Regions from separate parts of the Homo sapiens genome. Here region 2 is linked to region 1. Evidence: chromatin contacts called from ENCODE Hi-C or POLR2A ChIA-PET data. All regions are on one chromosome and are shown on one strand. Each heading gives the region's core, a stretch centred on a gene start or an enhancer-like site at or near the end of the contact. The rest is flanking DNA. Distances are from core to core; before and after follow the strand shown.

Region 1 (7,648 bases), core at 4,124-6,623:
GTTTCAAATACTCAAAATAAAAGGCTGTGAAAAAAAAAGCCAGGTGCAGGTTCTCTATGGAATACTACAAGTTGTGTTTTTAAAGAGGTATTAATGCAACACCTCCCTAAACTCAAATATGCCTCGATTATCTTTGGAAAGACAGAGGAAACTGGTAACAGAGGTTGCCTCTAGGATGAGAAGGGAAAGTGAGATCAAGTTCAAGAGAAACTTACTTTTTACTGTTCATTTGCTATTTTGTCCTTTTGGGCTTTTAAAAAAATTATTATTATTTTTTTAAAGCCACATGCATCTATTACCTTCCCCCTTAAAACTGGAAATAAGAAACTTTTTGTAAATCACCTCTCTCTGGAGAATTCCTTGGGTCCCCAGCTGTGTTGGCTGCCGAGGCCTCCAAGGCCTCTCACACATCCCCGTGCTCCAGTGAGAACCTCACTGGTTGTGGCCTGTGGTTTAGGGTGGACTGGGAGCTCTGCAGGGGGAAAGTGAGGGTCTGACTCACGTCTGCATGGGCTGGGCCCAAAGCGGCTGCTCAGTAAATGAGTGCTGAATGAATGAATGAATGAACGAATGAAAAAAAGGGGACGCCAGGCTGGCTGTACCACACCGAGGTCTCATAACCAATAGGACTATAGTTAACCCCAAAGGGACAGCAGCTGTCACCCCATTCCCGCAGGGCTAGGGGACAAGGGGCTTGGGATGTGGCAGGACCAGTGCTTCACTCTGACTTCCTGCCCTAAACCCGGCTCCCAGCAGCCCTTGTGCTGGGGTCCCGGGAACAGGCTGGCATTGTGCCCAAGCGCTGAGGTCAGTGGCTGCAGCCTCAGGCAGCCTTTCTTGTGAGCCCAGGCTGACAAGGAGTGGGGAGAAAGAACTGGGAGCCCAGAAACTCCCAGGCTGCCCTTTTCCTACCCTGGAAGCAGCTGTAGACCCCCAAGGCCAGGCACGTGCTGAGGGCCAGGGGAGGTCAAGGGGCTCCCTTGCCCTTCCCCCTTGCCAAAACTCTGCTGCCTAATGGGGCGTGGGAGCCTTCAGTAACTGTTTACGCCCAGCTAAAAATACCCACTGAAAAGGGAAGTGCACAAAAGACCTGGGGGAACTCAGGGCCCTGGCCCCCGGAGATTCTGGTGCTGCCACAGGACCTAGCTGGATGCTCTGGGGGATGGGGACAGCCACTGGAGGCAAAACAGGCAACAGCAAGGTCCACCTTGCCTTCTCATTCTTTGAGCCAGTGTTTTAGAAGCCTTCCTGTGTGCCCAGAGCCATGCTTGGTAGGCCAGGATATCCGGGTGGAGAAGGAAAGGACTCAAGAGGTCCTGCCTTTGGGGACCCAAGGTCACCACTCACACACCTCTCCTCTGTGCACAAGCCAGGGCTGGATGCTGGGAACCACCACAAAATGCAGACCCGGCTCCTGTCCTCCTGGTTACTGGATGGTCAGCCATGGCCTGGTATGTTCAGTGCCTCAATAGATTGTGAGACAGGGGCCACCCGGGAAGGCTTCCAGGAAGATGGGTGAGGGGAGCAGGAGCTAGAAGGATTTTAGGGGAAAGTGACTGAGAGAGGGGCGCCTTGAAGTAAACCAGGATTAAGACTGCAAACTGTGGTACAGAGCGAGTTAATGAAGACTGAAGAAGGTTCAGGATGGGGGCCCAGGGAACCTCCGAGCAGGGCCTACAGGTCATAGTACAGATACAGGCAGAATTAAGTTTCAGATTTGGGCCCGCCCCTCCAAAGGGCAGTGCACCTGAGGAGGGCGGGGCACCCACCAGCAGTTGGGCAAGTTTGGCAGCAATAAAATCAGCTCCACCTCTGGTTCTGCAGAGGACACCAGGCTGAGGCACTGTGACATTCCCCACCACACATCAGGCAAGGAAGGGTGCCCGAGGGCTTCCACTGACCCCCGCAGCCTGCGCTGGTGGTCCCTCAGCACCCCCACTGCACAGGTGTCTCAGGGTGAGCAGCAGCAGAATTGGGCGCCAGGGTCTTGGAGATGCCTACACCTCCCGGGGCGGTTACGAAGGAACAGAAGAATGCCTGCTCTGGCTCCAGGGCACGCTGCCCTACCCCCATCCCGGGGCTCCCGTCAGCACCCTGACCTAAGGAGAAGGGCGGATTTAATGGATAAATACCAAATTATAGCAACACACTGGCTTTTTTTCCCCTGCCCCCAATGGTTCAGTGGGACCGGAAATCCCGTCTAGTGGTTTGGGAGAGGTGGGGGCTGGGGTTAGAGCAGGCTAATGGGGAGCCTACTCCCCAGGCACCGCTGCGGCTTGAGGCTGCCATTCCTGGCCCAGAAAGGTTTCTAATTACCGCTCAGGAGCCTAATTACCTATGTGCGCTGGGCAATGGGGACTCTGGGCCTCCCCAGGGCCCTAACCCAGGCCTCTGCTCCCCCACCCCCTTAGCACAGGATGTGGTCTTTGCATCTTCATTTGCCTGCATTTGCATATAGCCTCTCAGCACTAGCCTTCAATGGACCCTTCAAAGTCATGTTCTTGTCCCTCACCCGGAAGTCTCCTGGCCACATTCTAGGTGGGGAGACTGACGGCTGGAGGCCCATAAGCTGTCTAAAACTTCGGCCCCCAGATTTCTGGTCTCCCCACTTCAGAACCAGGATCTGCAGAACACACAGCTCAGAAGGTAAAGCTGTGGGGATCAACACAAAGGACAGACTTGCTACTACTTAAGGGAGATGGGGGTGTTACCAGTACACTCCTCCAGCAGGATGGGCTGCAGAATGAGAACACGGGAATTACAGCTGACTGACCCAACCGGGTTTGGGGCACTGCATTAGTTACTTAATCCTTCAAACACCCCATAGGGCAAGGACTGGTGATCTCTGACAGAGGAGGAACTAGCTGTGTGGGTACTTGAGCTCAGAGTTGTCTGAACCTTGGTTAGGGGACCTTTCTTCCCACCTTTCCTTGTGCAGGACAGACGACACCCTGAAAATGGACAGGTGGGGGGCACCGAGGGGAGGTCTGCCCAGAGCTTGGCTGTTCTGCTCTGGGAAGCAGAGGTACTTCTGTGCCCACTTCTTGCTTGTCTGCATACCCCAGCCTCTCAGAGAGGCCAAGAGCCTGTCGAGGGACACACAGAAAAGAGCCAGCAGCCCTAGAGAGGGCAGAAGCTTCAAACAAGGACCTCTCCTCCTACCACGCTTCTTCTTCAAACACTTCTCAACTTTCACAGGACCTTCCCCTCCAGGAGGCCCTCCAGGCTGCCCCAGCCCACGCAGAGCCCCAGCTTCAGAGCTCCTACCAGCTCTGCCAGGAAGTGAGAACCACAGGCCTCCCCTCACTGACTCCTCGTCTCCTCTACCCGCCAGCAGAGGCGCTCTCAGGGTTTGCTCTTCATCCTTCCCTCCTGTCTCCCTGCAGCACGGACAGCACAAGCTGCAGATAGATAGATGCGCGAGTCTGCATGAGGACCAGGTGTCAGGCTGGGCTGAGAAGCAGCAGCCAGGGTCCAAGGGGGGCAGATGATGCCCAGGTTTTCGCCTGCCCACGAGGCTTACAACCATGCCATGATCAGGACAGCCAGGGGGGCACCAAGCAGCCTCTCTTCTACTTGTTCCTTCGACTCTGGGCCCAGACCACAGAAGGAGGGGTGGAGGGAAGCTGCGGTTGGAGGGTGTGTGCACAGCTAGTGTGTGATGAGAAGCTGACTTCATCTTAGCACCTCAAAACCAGGAAGAGAAACTGAGCAGGCAGAAAGGGCAGGCTGGGCTGCACAGGGCCCTCCAGTCCCTGGGGGCCTGCTGAGGGGAGCTCTCAAATAGTCGCTTGACAAACCACTTCTCCTTTCTGGGCCTCAGTTTCCCCATGGGAAAAATGGGATTTTTTTTCTAATGGGTCCTGCCAGTCTGCCCTGAGTGGTGCCGTCTACACTTAATGGGCCACATCATGGCAGATAAAAGAGCACCCCCCCAACTGGTGGAGTACTTCTGATCCCGAGGAGCAGGGGCTCAGCCACCCAAAGCCAGCCTCTCCCTGCTCACTTCTCCCCTCAGCCATGCAGGGAGCACCAGCTCTTCCTTCACCAGCTCTTTATTTTTAGGTCTGAATTTGACTTTAATCATTACTTAGCGGATTCTATTTCCAGCCCTTGGATGAAGGGACCCAGAGGAGAGGGGGAAGGGAGGCAGTGCTCCCTGCCGGGCGTTGGGGGTGGCCTGCTCCTCCACCCATCCTGTCCCCAACCAAGGGCGGGGGAAACTGAGAAACACCCAAAGGGCTCTCATCTGAGCCAGGCCAGGCCAGCATCTTGGGGCGGACCCCACCCTGTGACCTCATCCCATCCCAAGCTGTGGGACAGGAGGGCAGTTGTCATGCCCACTTCCCTTACACTAAGACCAGGGAGGAGGAGATACTCCACAGGCCAAAGTTTGGCAGCTGGAGTCTGAAGTCGTGTGCCCAAGGGACCTCTGCACTGAATGGGCCACCTGGGGGAGGACCCCTTCCTTAGGTTAGTCCTGGGCCACCCTAGGGTCATCTGGGGCTACAGTCTCTTAGGCCCAGGGTTGCCAGGAGGAGACTGGTGTCCTGCTACTGCCCACGGGGTGGCTGTAGGAGGGCACTCCCAGTTACCCTGGTCTCCACAAAAGTAGAACAAGAGGAAGCAGGTGTGTCACAGTGATACACACTCAGGTTAGACCTGGGGAACACCTGCTGAGGAGGGGGAGGCTAACATGAGTTTCCCGATGTGTCCAACTCCCTCCTGGGAAGCTCTGGGAGGCTCCAGAATCCCCCTACCCTTAATCTCCCAGCTTCTTTCCCTTCCTTGGCTACTGGAACAGGGTGCGAAGATGAGGCTGGCATGGCTGTTCTTGGGCTGGGGCTCAGGATGCCTGGGTTCCTTGTCTAAGTCTCAGGCTAAGCAGGCCTCTATTTCCTCTGGGAAAATGCCAAGCTGGGCTGACCTAGCCAGAGCTGGGAGGCAGGAGGCAGCCAGGCTCTTACAGAAGAGGCGCAGTGGCTCACGCCTATAATCCCAGCACTTCAGGAGGCCGAGGTGGGTGGATCACCTGAGGTCAGGAGTTTGAGACCAGCCTGACCAACACGGAGAAACCCCATCGCTACTAAAAATACAAAATTAGCCAGGCGTGATGGCACATGCCTCTAATCCCAACTTGGAAGGCTGAGGCAGGAGAATCGCTTAAACCGGGAGCCGGAGGTTGTGGTGAGCCAAGATCGCGCCATTGCACTCCAGACTGGGCAACAAGAGCAAAACTCCATCTCACACACACACACACACACACACACACACAAAAAAAAAAAAGAGAGAGAGAGAGAGAGAAGAGGCCTTGTCTATTTAGCTCTGATGCTGGGAGACCGGAAGGGGAATGGGTGGAGTCAGGTCCCGGACCCTAACCAGCAGCCCATCTTCCCAGGGCCAGCCCCATGTCCTAGGCCAGCCAATCATATGGTAATGGGGAGAAGGGAAGGCAGGCAAGGGCACTGGCCATAGTATTCTAGAACCTCAGGGCCAGGGGGTTTCACAGGGGCTCCTCAGGCGGAGACCACCTCTTTGCCAGGTGAGTGGTCAGTCAACATTGGCCCGTGGCTCAGGCACCTTCCCCACAGGTTGAGGCAGCCAGCAGTGGGCACTCCTTCAACAATGCCAATCCTACTCACAGAGGGAGTGAAGAAAGGGCTGTGCCAGGCACTTTAGAGTCCCTTGGTTAGTTAGTTGACACTGTCCTTACACCTTCCTCTGAAGTAGGTGTTACCATCCTGTTATTTATATCAACGAGGCTCAGCAGGTCAGTGACCTGTCTAAGGTCCCTCTACCCTGGGCCTAAGTGGCATGTCTGGGCCTGGAACCCACATTCAGTTGGGTGCCAAGTTGCTTGTGCCCTCCAACACCCTGGCTGCTTTTGGGACTCATAGTAACGACAACCACAACAGCAACAGAGGGGAAAAATGCACACGCTCCAGTGTATGGGTGATGGCGCTGCAGCAGGCCAGCCTAGAATGTTCTGTAGCTTTTTAGAAGCAACGTTACTTAGACCGCGTAGCACCATGAGAAAATGCCCACAGACGCAGTATTAAATGAAAAAAGGTGTCACGGCACACACACTCCAGTGACAACGACAATGAAGGAAAAGGATGGGGAAAAGACTGGCAGTGAACTCCAAAATGCTAACACAGTCACTGCCTGCTGAAGAAATAGTGGGTGATTTTTGTTTCATTTTCTAAATTTCCTGTAGCGCTGTTTTGTTATTTTCTAAATCAAGAAAATGAGTACATTCATGGTTTCCCTATAATGAGCTCAGATTCACTTCCCTGGGACCCACCTGCTCCCTAGCTCTGGCCCACGTGTCTGGGACAATTTCTGCCATGGGATGCCTTTCTCATTTGGGACAGTCCCTCAGACATATGAGAATCTGTCCCTACTTTCTCTTTCCCAGACTCAGTCAACATCCCTGGCTCTTTGAAGATGACCTGTCAAGGTTTTAAAATCCTTCAAAAGATGGAGCCCAGAACCGCACCCAGGTGGGTCTGCCCCCTTTGGGGGGCAGCCATGTCACACTGTGGATCCTGGGTCTCAACCCCTACCTATACTTGTTTGGAGGAAGCTGCATTCTGTCCCCGAAATTTCCAACCCTTGCCGAGGGCCACTCTGTGTGGCTCAGCCTTTTGGGGTCTGGCCCCCCTGCGGTGGTGAATGGGAACATTTTCTGCTTTTTCCTTGCCCCTGACCCAATGCAGAGAGAAGAGCAGCTGCTTCTGAGAGGGTGGAGGGCACCAAGCTCACCAATGAAAAGCACATCCCTGCACACGTGCCAGCCAGAAGCCAGACTCCTTTCTTCAAAGGCCCTGGGACCCTGGATCACACCTTCACAGCTCACAGTTGGTAAAAAAATAAAATAAAATAAAATAAAAATTAAAAAGGCTGACTGGGGTGGGAGGGAGCTAACCATGTCAGGCTCCAGCCCCAGTCCCTCAGGCTGGAAAGGAAGTTAGGGCTGGGTGTGGGGCCATGTGAGGGGAGTCTCACAGGCCCAGGACATCTGGGTCCCCTCCACTGTGCATGTCAGGACAGCCAGAAAAAAAAGTGAAAAAACAAAAAAACCCTAAATCGTGAGCAGGGACCCAGCAGGACAAAACTGCCAGCAGCTCCAAGGGAGCCCAGACACTGCTCAGCACCCACCAGGGCAATGCCTGCTCTCCTGGGCCAGAGGATCCTGCCAGGCCTCAACCTCACCCCTGCTGTCCTTGCCCTGTTCCTGCTGTGGCCACAACCAAGAAAGACACTGGAACCGCCAGGGTACTAGGAGCTTGAAACAGGCCCCCTGGGTGTCCCCACTCTCACAATGCTCCCATGTCCCCAGTCTGTAGCCTGCTGCCAGTGGAGACAGAGCTTCCACGGTTCCCATGTGACCCCATTTATATCCTGAACTTGGCTGCTCCTGTGCCAGCTGGGCCATAGGTGTGGCGAGTGCTGGGTCAGGACTGACCACCAGGTTGTTTCAACTCAGAGCCGGGGCCAGGACCGGACCTTCCTGCCACACCACACAGATGGCCATACACCACACATTCCCCACATCTCCTGCTAGCTGACCCAGCCACAGCTGGAGCCGGAAGCCCTTTCACTCCCTCCAGCCCTCTGCAGGGAAGCACGTGCTCAACCAACAAGG
Region 2 (7,648 bases), core at 2,357-4,856, 330 kb before region 1:
CCCAGGAGCGCCACCCCTTGCTCCAAGGCGCCCAGTCCCATGGACCACCCAAGAGCTGAGGAGTGCGGGCACACGGCGCGGGACTGGCAGGCAGCTCCACCTGCAGCCCCGGTGCAGGATCCACTGGGTGAACCCAGCTGGGCTCCTGAGATTGGTGGGGACTTGGAGAACCTTTATGTCTAGCTAAGGGATTGTAAATACACCAATTGGCACTCTGTATCTAGCTCAAGGTTTGTAAACATACCAATCAGCACGCTGTGTCTCGCTCAGGGTTTGTGAATGCACCAGTGGACACTCTGTATCTGGCTACTCTGGTAGATACAGAGTGGACTTGGAGAACCTTTGTGGCCACACTCTGTATCTAGCTAATCTGGTGGGGACGTGGAGAACCTTTGTGTCTAGCTCAGGGATTGTAAACGCACCAATCAGCGCCCTGTCAAAACAGACCACTGGACTCTACCACTCAGCAGGATGTGGGTGGGGCCAGATAAGAGAATAAAAGCAGGCTGCCCGAGCTGGCAGTGGCAACCCGGGTCCCCTTCCACACTGTGGAAGCTTTGTTCTTTCGCTCTTTGCAACAAATCTTGCTGCTGCTCACTCTTTGGGTCCACCTTGCTTTTATGAGCTGTAACACTCACAGCAAAGGTCTGCAGCTTCACTCCTGAAGCCAACGAGACCACGAACCCACCGGGAGGAACGAACAACTCCAGACGCACCGCCTTAAGAGCTGTAACACTCACGGCAAAGGTCCGCAGCTTCACTCCTGAGCCAGTGAGACCAGGAACCCACCAGAAGGAAGAAACTCCAAACACATCCGAACATCAGAAGGAACAAACTCCGGACACACCGCCTTTAAGAACTGTAACACTCACCGCAAGGGTCCGTGGCTTCATTCTTGAAGTCAGTGAGACCAAGAACCCACCAATTCCGGACACACCAGTATGAATAAAAAGCATCCACCCTGTCACCAGCAAGTCCTCTACTCAGAAAGTACTGACCCAAGTCTGGGAGAGCAGCCAATTCAAATGTGCAGGGCTGGAGCTTGTGAACACAGCCACTGTTTTCCATTGCACATCTTCATCTCAGTAGTAACATGGCCACTCCTGGGGAACTTGTGGCAGGGATCCCAAGGTGAAGCAGCACAGATGTCTACAAACTGTGTAGTGACAGTGGCTCAGAGCCTCCAGACTCCTACCTCTGCATGGTGGCCTCCTGCCTTCAACAACTCACTGGGCCTCATGAAGATGCCTTCCATGGCTTTCCAGTCGTTGCTCGGCTTGGCTAGGCCAGACCATGCGTCTCTTTTTGCCCACTGATGGGTCCACCATATCGTTCTCCTGTGACAGACAGCGGTTCCTCAATGGAAGAATGTTTGAACCACCCCTCACCATCTCTCACCCAGTAGGGCCCGTTACAGAGTATGGTCCAGTCATCCAGGTGACTACCTTCACCTTCCTCACCAAAAGCACCCACTTCCTGGTTTTCAGAAAGTTGTGGAGGTTTCAGCCAGTGTTGACATGTGTCAGCCGGATGGGCTGGCAGCACTTGATGGGGGTTCCCCTCTCACCAGCTGTGGTGATCTTACCCATATTCTCCAGTAACTGTTGCTGTCATCCATGGAGGTTACACTTGTCACTGACTGCTGCCCAGTACCTGACCCATAGAGCACATCGTGTGACTGCAGATGGACACTGTAGTGCATTTCGAGCAGCTTCACCATAGAGCCGCGAGTAACAGCCAGATTGGACGCTCCCACGGTGTTCCACAAACCCCCAGACAGCAGTAGCGGAACCACAGCCATCCTAGCTGGATTCGGAGCCCCAGATCTTCCAGAAATAAATTTTTTTTAAAGAAAGGCAAAACATATACTCTGAAAACTGAAACATTTGTTTAAAGAACTTAAAGATTGGCTGGGCCCCGTGGCTCATGCCTGTTATCCCAGCATTTGGGGAGGCGAAGGTGGGAGGATTGTTGAGCCCAGGAGTTCAAGAACAGCCTGGGCAACATGGTGAGGCCCAGCTCTACAAAAAACTAAAAAAATTAGACAAGGGTGGTGGCATACACCTGTAGTCCCACCTACTCGGGAGGCTGAAGTGGGAGGATTGCTTGATCCTGGGAAGTCAAGGCTGCAGTGGGCTGTGATTGTGCCACTGCAGTCCAGCCTGGGCGACAGAGTGAGACCCTGTCTCAAAAAAAAAAAAAAAAATGGGTAGCATAGTGGCTCATACCTGTAATCCCAGCTACTCGAGAGGCTGAGGCAGGAGAATTGCTTGAACCCGGGAGGTGGAGGTTGCAGTGAGCCGAGATCACACCACTGCACTCCAGCCTGGGTGACAGAGCAAGACTCCATCTCAGGGGAAGAATATTACAAAAATTATCTGGGTGTGGTGGTGCTAGTCCCAGCTCCCTGGGAGGCTGAGGCACAAAAGTCCCTTGAACCTGGGAGGTGGAGGTAAGCCGAGATCGTGCCACTGCACTCCAGCCTGGGCAAGAGAGCAAGACTCTTATCTCAAAAAAAAAAAAAAAAAGGAAAAAAGAGAGAGAGAGAGAATCTGAGCCAGATCAGTATTAGACCTCTCAACAGCAATATTAGAAACTAGAAGTTTATGAAACAATGCCTTAAAGTTGCTGAGGGAAAATCATTATATACCCAGCCAAAGTATCAACCCAGTGTGAGGGTAGAAAATAAGACATTTTCAGACAAAAAAAAAAATTGTCTTCCGTGAAAACTTCCTCAGGAAGGAACTGGAGGATGTGCTCCACCCTAAAAGGGCATAAACCAAGAAAGAAGAAATGGAACCCAGAAAAATCAGAGATCCATAGAGGAAAGAGAAGAAATGACGTTGCAGAATGTTGGCAAAGGGAAGCCTCTGGATGACGACTGTGCTGCTGATCTGGAAAGCTTCTGGCTCAGATGGAGGCAGGAGAACTGAGGGCTCCAGAAAGGGTGTCTCAAGGGAAAAAAAAATTAAGGAACTGGAACTGATAGTGAAAATCAGTATTGAGAATTATCTTACTGGGCTTTTGCAGAAGATCTAATCATGGGTCAAAGAAAATAAGCAAGTGAAAAAAATGAGACAATGATTAACTCTGTGGGGGAAAGGAGATTGAAAAAGATAGTATATTAGTTGTTTCAGCCATAAACACTTTTTAGTGATTGTGAATGTAACCAAGAGTTGTGGTGGTATGATATTGAAAGGAGAGGAGAAAGAGTGTAAGTGAACCTCCTCTGTCACAATAGGGAGCCCTAGAGACAGCATCTAAATTGGACCTCTTGGGAGATAACCAGAATTGAAATCAATGCTTTATTTAGGGAGTAAAAACCAGAAGAAACAACTGAATAAGTTGAAATGGCTGCTTTTGGCGAGCAGGCTGACGTGGGGTAAAGAGCGTGTTATTTTTGTTGTAATCCTTTAGCATTCTCTGACTGTAAATACTCTGTACACATTATTTTGGGGAATAAAAACTGACCAGAAGAACTGTGAGGAGAAGCCATGACAACAGTAAGGCTGTTTCCTTTTGAGATTTTCCTGTCTGAAGCAATTCTCCTTTGGAAATTGAGCAAACAACCCCTCCCCATTTTTTCTGCTGTCTCATGAAGTGCATTCTCACTCCTGTGAATAATCTTGGGAGGCAGGTATTGATAAGGGTTCTTGGTGCTTTGTGAAATAGTAACTTGCATGTTGGTGACTCAGAGCAAGACTCTATCTCAAAGGCAGAACAGAAGTCAAAATTCCCACTTTTAAAAATTTTATTATTATTATTTTTCAGAGACAAGGTCGCACTCTGTCACCCAGGATGGAGCCCAGTAGCCCAATTGTAGCTCATTGCAACCTTGAATTACTGGGCGCAAGCGATCCTCTTGCTTCAGCCGCCCAAGTAGCTGGGACTACAGGCGGGCCCCACCATGCCCAGCTACCTTTTAAATTTTTTATAGAGACAGGGTCTTACTGTGTTGCCCAGGCTGGTCTCAAATCTCCTAGGCTCAATCTGTCCTCCCGCCTTGGCCTCCCAAAGTGCTGGATTAACGTTGTAAGCCACTGCACCTAACTAATATTCCCCCCCTTTTTTTTTTTTTGAGACGGAGTCTTGATCTGTTGCCAGGCTGGAGTGCAGTGGCGTGATCTTGGCTCACTGCAACCTCTGCTTCCCGGGTTCAAGTGATTCTCCTGCCTCAGCCTCCCAAGTAGCTGGGACTACAGGTGCTTGCCACCACGCCTAGCTCATTTTTTGTCTTTTTTGAGACAGTCTCACTCTGTTGCCCAGGTTGGAGTACAGTGGTGCAGTCTTGGCTCACTGCAAGCTCTGCCTCCTGGGTTCACACCATTCTCCTGTCTCAGCCTCCCCAGCAGCTGGGACTACAGGCGCCCACCACCATGCCAGGCTAATTTTTTGTATTTTTAATAGAGATGGGGTTTCACCGTGTTAACCAGGATGGTCTTGATCTCCTGACCTCGTGATCCTCCCACCTCGGCCTCCCGAAGTGCTGGGATTACAGGCGTGAGCCACCTCGCCTGGGCTTTAATTTTTATATTTTTAGTAGAGACGGGGTTTCACCATGTTGGCCAGGATGGTCTCAATCTCTTGACTTCGTGATCTGCCTGCCTCGGCCTCCCAAAGTGCTGGGATTACAGGTGTGAGTCACTGTGCCCGGCCTAATATTCCCATTTTACGCACAAGACAACATAGACCTCAAAAAGGGAAGTAACTCTCCAAAATCACACAGCCAGTGAGTGGCAGAGCTGGAGTCCTGACTCTCTTTTCTGTTTTCACACAGCTGGCCTCAGGCCCAGGGACCTCTTGGCCTTCATGCTTCCACTTCTCCCCTCTCTCCCAGCTGACCCCACCTTGCCTTCAGACACTTTCCACAATGTCCCTGGCTCTGAGCCCCACCCGGAGGGGATCCTTAATGTGAGCTATAGGCTTGAGCCCATGATCTCGTCACAGACTGAGCTCTCATCCTGATCACTCACTAAGCCCTGATCCTACCACAGAATGAGTCTTGGTCCTGGTCCTAGATAAAGCACTGAACCTGGTCATAGACTGAGCCCTGATGCTGGTCACAGACTGAGCCCCAGCCCCTTGCCACCAGTTCCATTAATAATGTATACAATTAAACACAAGTCGGGCCTGGCACAGAAGTCATGGATGGCTGGGTACCATCCCTCTCCAGTGTTGCAGAAATCCTGTCTCAGGGACAGAGCTTGTGAGGCTATGGCCTGGCTAGATGCTCTGGCATCGTTTCCCTCCATCCTCCACCAGAATTTATGCCACAGCTTGTGCCCATTCATTTCTGTCCCCTCCCGCTGCCCTCCCTGTGTGGGTGGGGGTTTGGGCAGCCCATGGTAATAAGCATGGAGCAGGGGTTGTCTGTGATGTCATTCTTGCTCAGAACGAAGCATTCCAGCATGGACAGCACTTGTCCTGGCTCCCCTGCTATATAGAACTCACTGTTCCCCACCCTAGACCCTTACCCTCACCCCTTGCCAGGCCAGCATTCTGCAATATGATTTCCAGGAGCTTCCAGAATGCTGGCTTGTTACAGCTGCTGCCCTGCTCTTAGTGACCAGCATCTCCTTCGAGCAGTCCTCTGTGTCAGGTGGGAAGCCGGGCCGACTTCTGACCACCCTCAGCTCTTGTCAGCCCAGGGGAGGTGGAAGGTCAAGGGAGGGGCAGGGAAGGTGATGGAGCTGGGCAACTTGGAGGAGAGAAGGCAAGGAGGCAGAACGGGACAGGCGTCAGTGTATCACTGAGTCATAAAATGTCAGGGCAGGTGGGAAGTGGAAGGACTGGCTCTCCTCTGCTCTCCCTTGCTAAACAGATGGAGAACTGAGGCCCAAGATCCTACAGTGACTTAGGAGAAAAATGGGGCCTCACATGTGGATTACTGGTACCAAAGAACAGCAGATCCCATAGCTCCAGAGGCCAGAGGAGGACCTTAAGGGAAGGAAGACCTTCCTAATTATCTAAGTTGCCCAGCCCAGGGACCTCTGGTTGGAGGGGCACGGGGCTGTGAGTTCCCCATCGCCATGGGACTGTAGCCAGCACAGTCACAGTATGGCGGTGCAGCCCAACCCTGCCGGGGGTGGAGATTGGTTGCTTTCTTGGCCACGTTTCCTTTTGTGGGTTTGGAACCCAGATGTGCTCCCTGCACGGGATCTTGGGGTCCCAGAAGGGCCTGTTCTCCCTTCTCCCCCTACTAGATCCAGCACAGTTCCTCTGGGCAGCTCTGCTGCTGCTGCTGGCTGGCCACAAGGCACTCAGGATGTAGGAGGCATCTAGACCCACAGTCAGAGTATGTATTTGGGAAGGGAAATTGGGAGACGGTCCAGCCGAGCGGGGGCTGCTTATTGGAGCAGACTGGGTCTGAGAAAATCATGGTAGACAGGTGGGGACCTCGCCCTTCTCCAAGCCAAGGGGGTGGGCTGTGGTTTTCAGGCGCTTGGGCCCCTGCCTTGCTGCCACGCCCCAATCCTGAACTCTGCGGCCCACACCCCCCACAAAACCAAAGCCAGCTTTCTGGGCCCCGGTGGCTGTGTCTCCCTGGGCCTATTCTCTCCCCACCCGGGTGGTTTACATGCCTCTGTGCCATGAGGCTGGCCACTCTTTGAAAGCCGAGGGTTGCAGGGTGGGTTCCTCAGGAAGTGGATTTGGGCTCGGAGTTACTGTGAGGGATGTCTGTTAGGGAGAGCTCTTGCAGACAGCACCTGGAGAAGGGAAGGCAAAGAGGCCAAACTGGGCAGAGGGAGAAGAAGTCCAGCTGCAAGACAGGCCCAACCCTGGCCTCAGCTGCCTCACTGGGAGCTCCGAATGACCTGTCACCGCCCCACACAGGGCTTAAATAGCCGGGCCTGAATTAGTACCCAGCTGGATTAGTCCTTGGATATGAGGCTGCCCAGAGAAAGGCATGGGAGGCCGAGGCAGAGGAGGCAAATCTCTGCAGCTGGGGGCAATCCCTGGAGAGCTGAGCACTCACGACCCTCCCGCCGCCAGGGCCAGTCCTTCCTGAGGTACATCTGGACATCGTGTCTCTGGGTCTACTGTCCTGGGTTTTAGTGGGCTTTTGAGAGACGCTTGTAGAATAAATGAATGCATAAATGAAATAAGCCCCTCACACATGTTGGCCTCACTCTCCTCATCAATTGAATAGGGATAATACTTTCCACACTCATGCTGTGAGGGCTAAGCTCGTTGTAAACACCAAGTGCCATGGGCCTATGAGGCCTCCCCATCTCTCCTTCAGCTGAGGCCCCGAGGTTGGGGCTAGGACACGGAGGGGTGGGGTGGGCTTGGCAGTTCGTGGTTGCTGCTTCAGGGGAAACCACAGCTGCCTCTTGCTGGGGCAGTCAGTGAGGCCCAGGGGAGGGGAAGATCACATGCAAGGCGGGCTGTGGGCACTGAGTCACCACCCAGAGGGAAACCACGGCCTCAAGAACCCAACGCCAAAGGACAGGTGGCAGGTGAGGTGGGCGAAGAGCTAGCAGTCAGGAGCAGGTATCCAGACAGCCTCTTCACCTCAAGGTCCAGCCCTGTCCCATCCTGCGGGGCAGCATCTACTGTATGCTACAGGAGGGGCTGGCTCAGTCACAGATCTCTGAGCAACAGGACAGAGCAAGAGCTGAGTGACCCTGGGCAAAGAGCCATCCCT

What was found. A loop is a pair of places that touch in the nucleus more often than their neighbours do. ChIA-PET counts read pairs that join two places held with the same protein, here RNA polymerase II (POLR2A). Pooled maps may share reads with other maps.
Region 2: a loop to region 1 is called in a pooled map, with 7 times the contacts of the local background. The contact joins two enhancer-like sites. A Hi-C loop is called at or near these places in 1 of 168 maps with a recorded cell type or tissue (GM12878), 23 of 37 single-sample maps with no recorded cell type and 10 of 50 pooled maps. POLR2A ChIA-PET finds 5 or more read pairs at or near these places in 1 of 52 experiments (GM10248).

Annotation. Positions count from the first base shown.
Region 1 is chr15:74,783,641-74,791,288 of GRCh38, reverse strand. The region is part of intron 1 of CSK (C-terminal Src kinase); the gene reads right to left. MIR4513 (microRNA 4513) reads left to right here and starts at 2,532; the gene lies at 2,532-2,617. RefSeq lists enhancers at 912-1,011, 1,182-1,251, 1,272-1,321, 1,832-1,911, 1,942-2,251 and 6 more and a silencer at 3,312-3,489. Within about 2 kb of position 5,373, at least 5 of the 41 ENCODE cell types and tissues checked have a DNase peak (open chromatin) inside an H3K27ac peak, as active enhancers do.
Region 2 is chr15:75,108,414-75,116,061 of GRCh38, reverse strand. It overlaps LOC124903529 (a long non-coding RNA gene), which reads right to left. Exons shown (of 2, transcript XR_007064720.1): 2 at 3,734-7,648. It also overlaps the pseudogene LOC100128721. Among named protein-coding and RNA genes, the nearest start is that of PPCDC, 89 kb to the right of the region's middle. RefSeq lists enhancers at 2,838-2,907, 2,928-2,977, 3,008-3,097, 5,023-5,092. Within about 2 kb of position 3,606, at least 4 of the 41 ENCODE cell types and tissues checked have a DNase peak (open chromatin) inside an H3K27ac peak, as active enhancers do.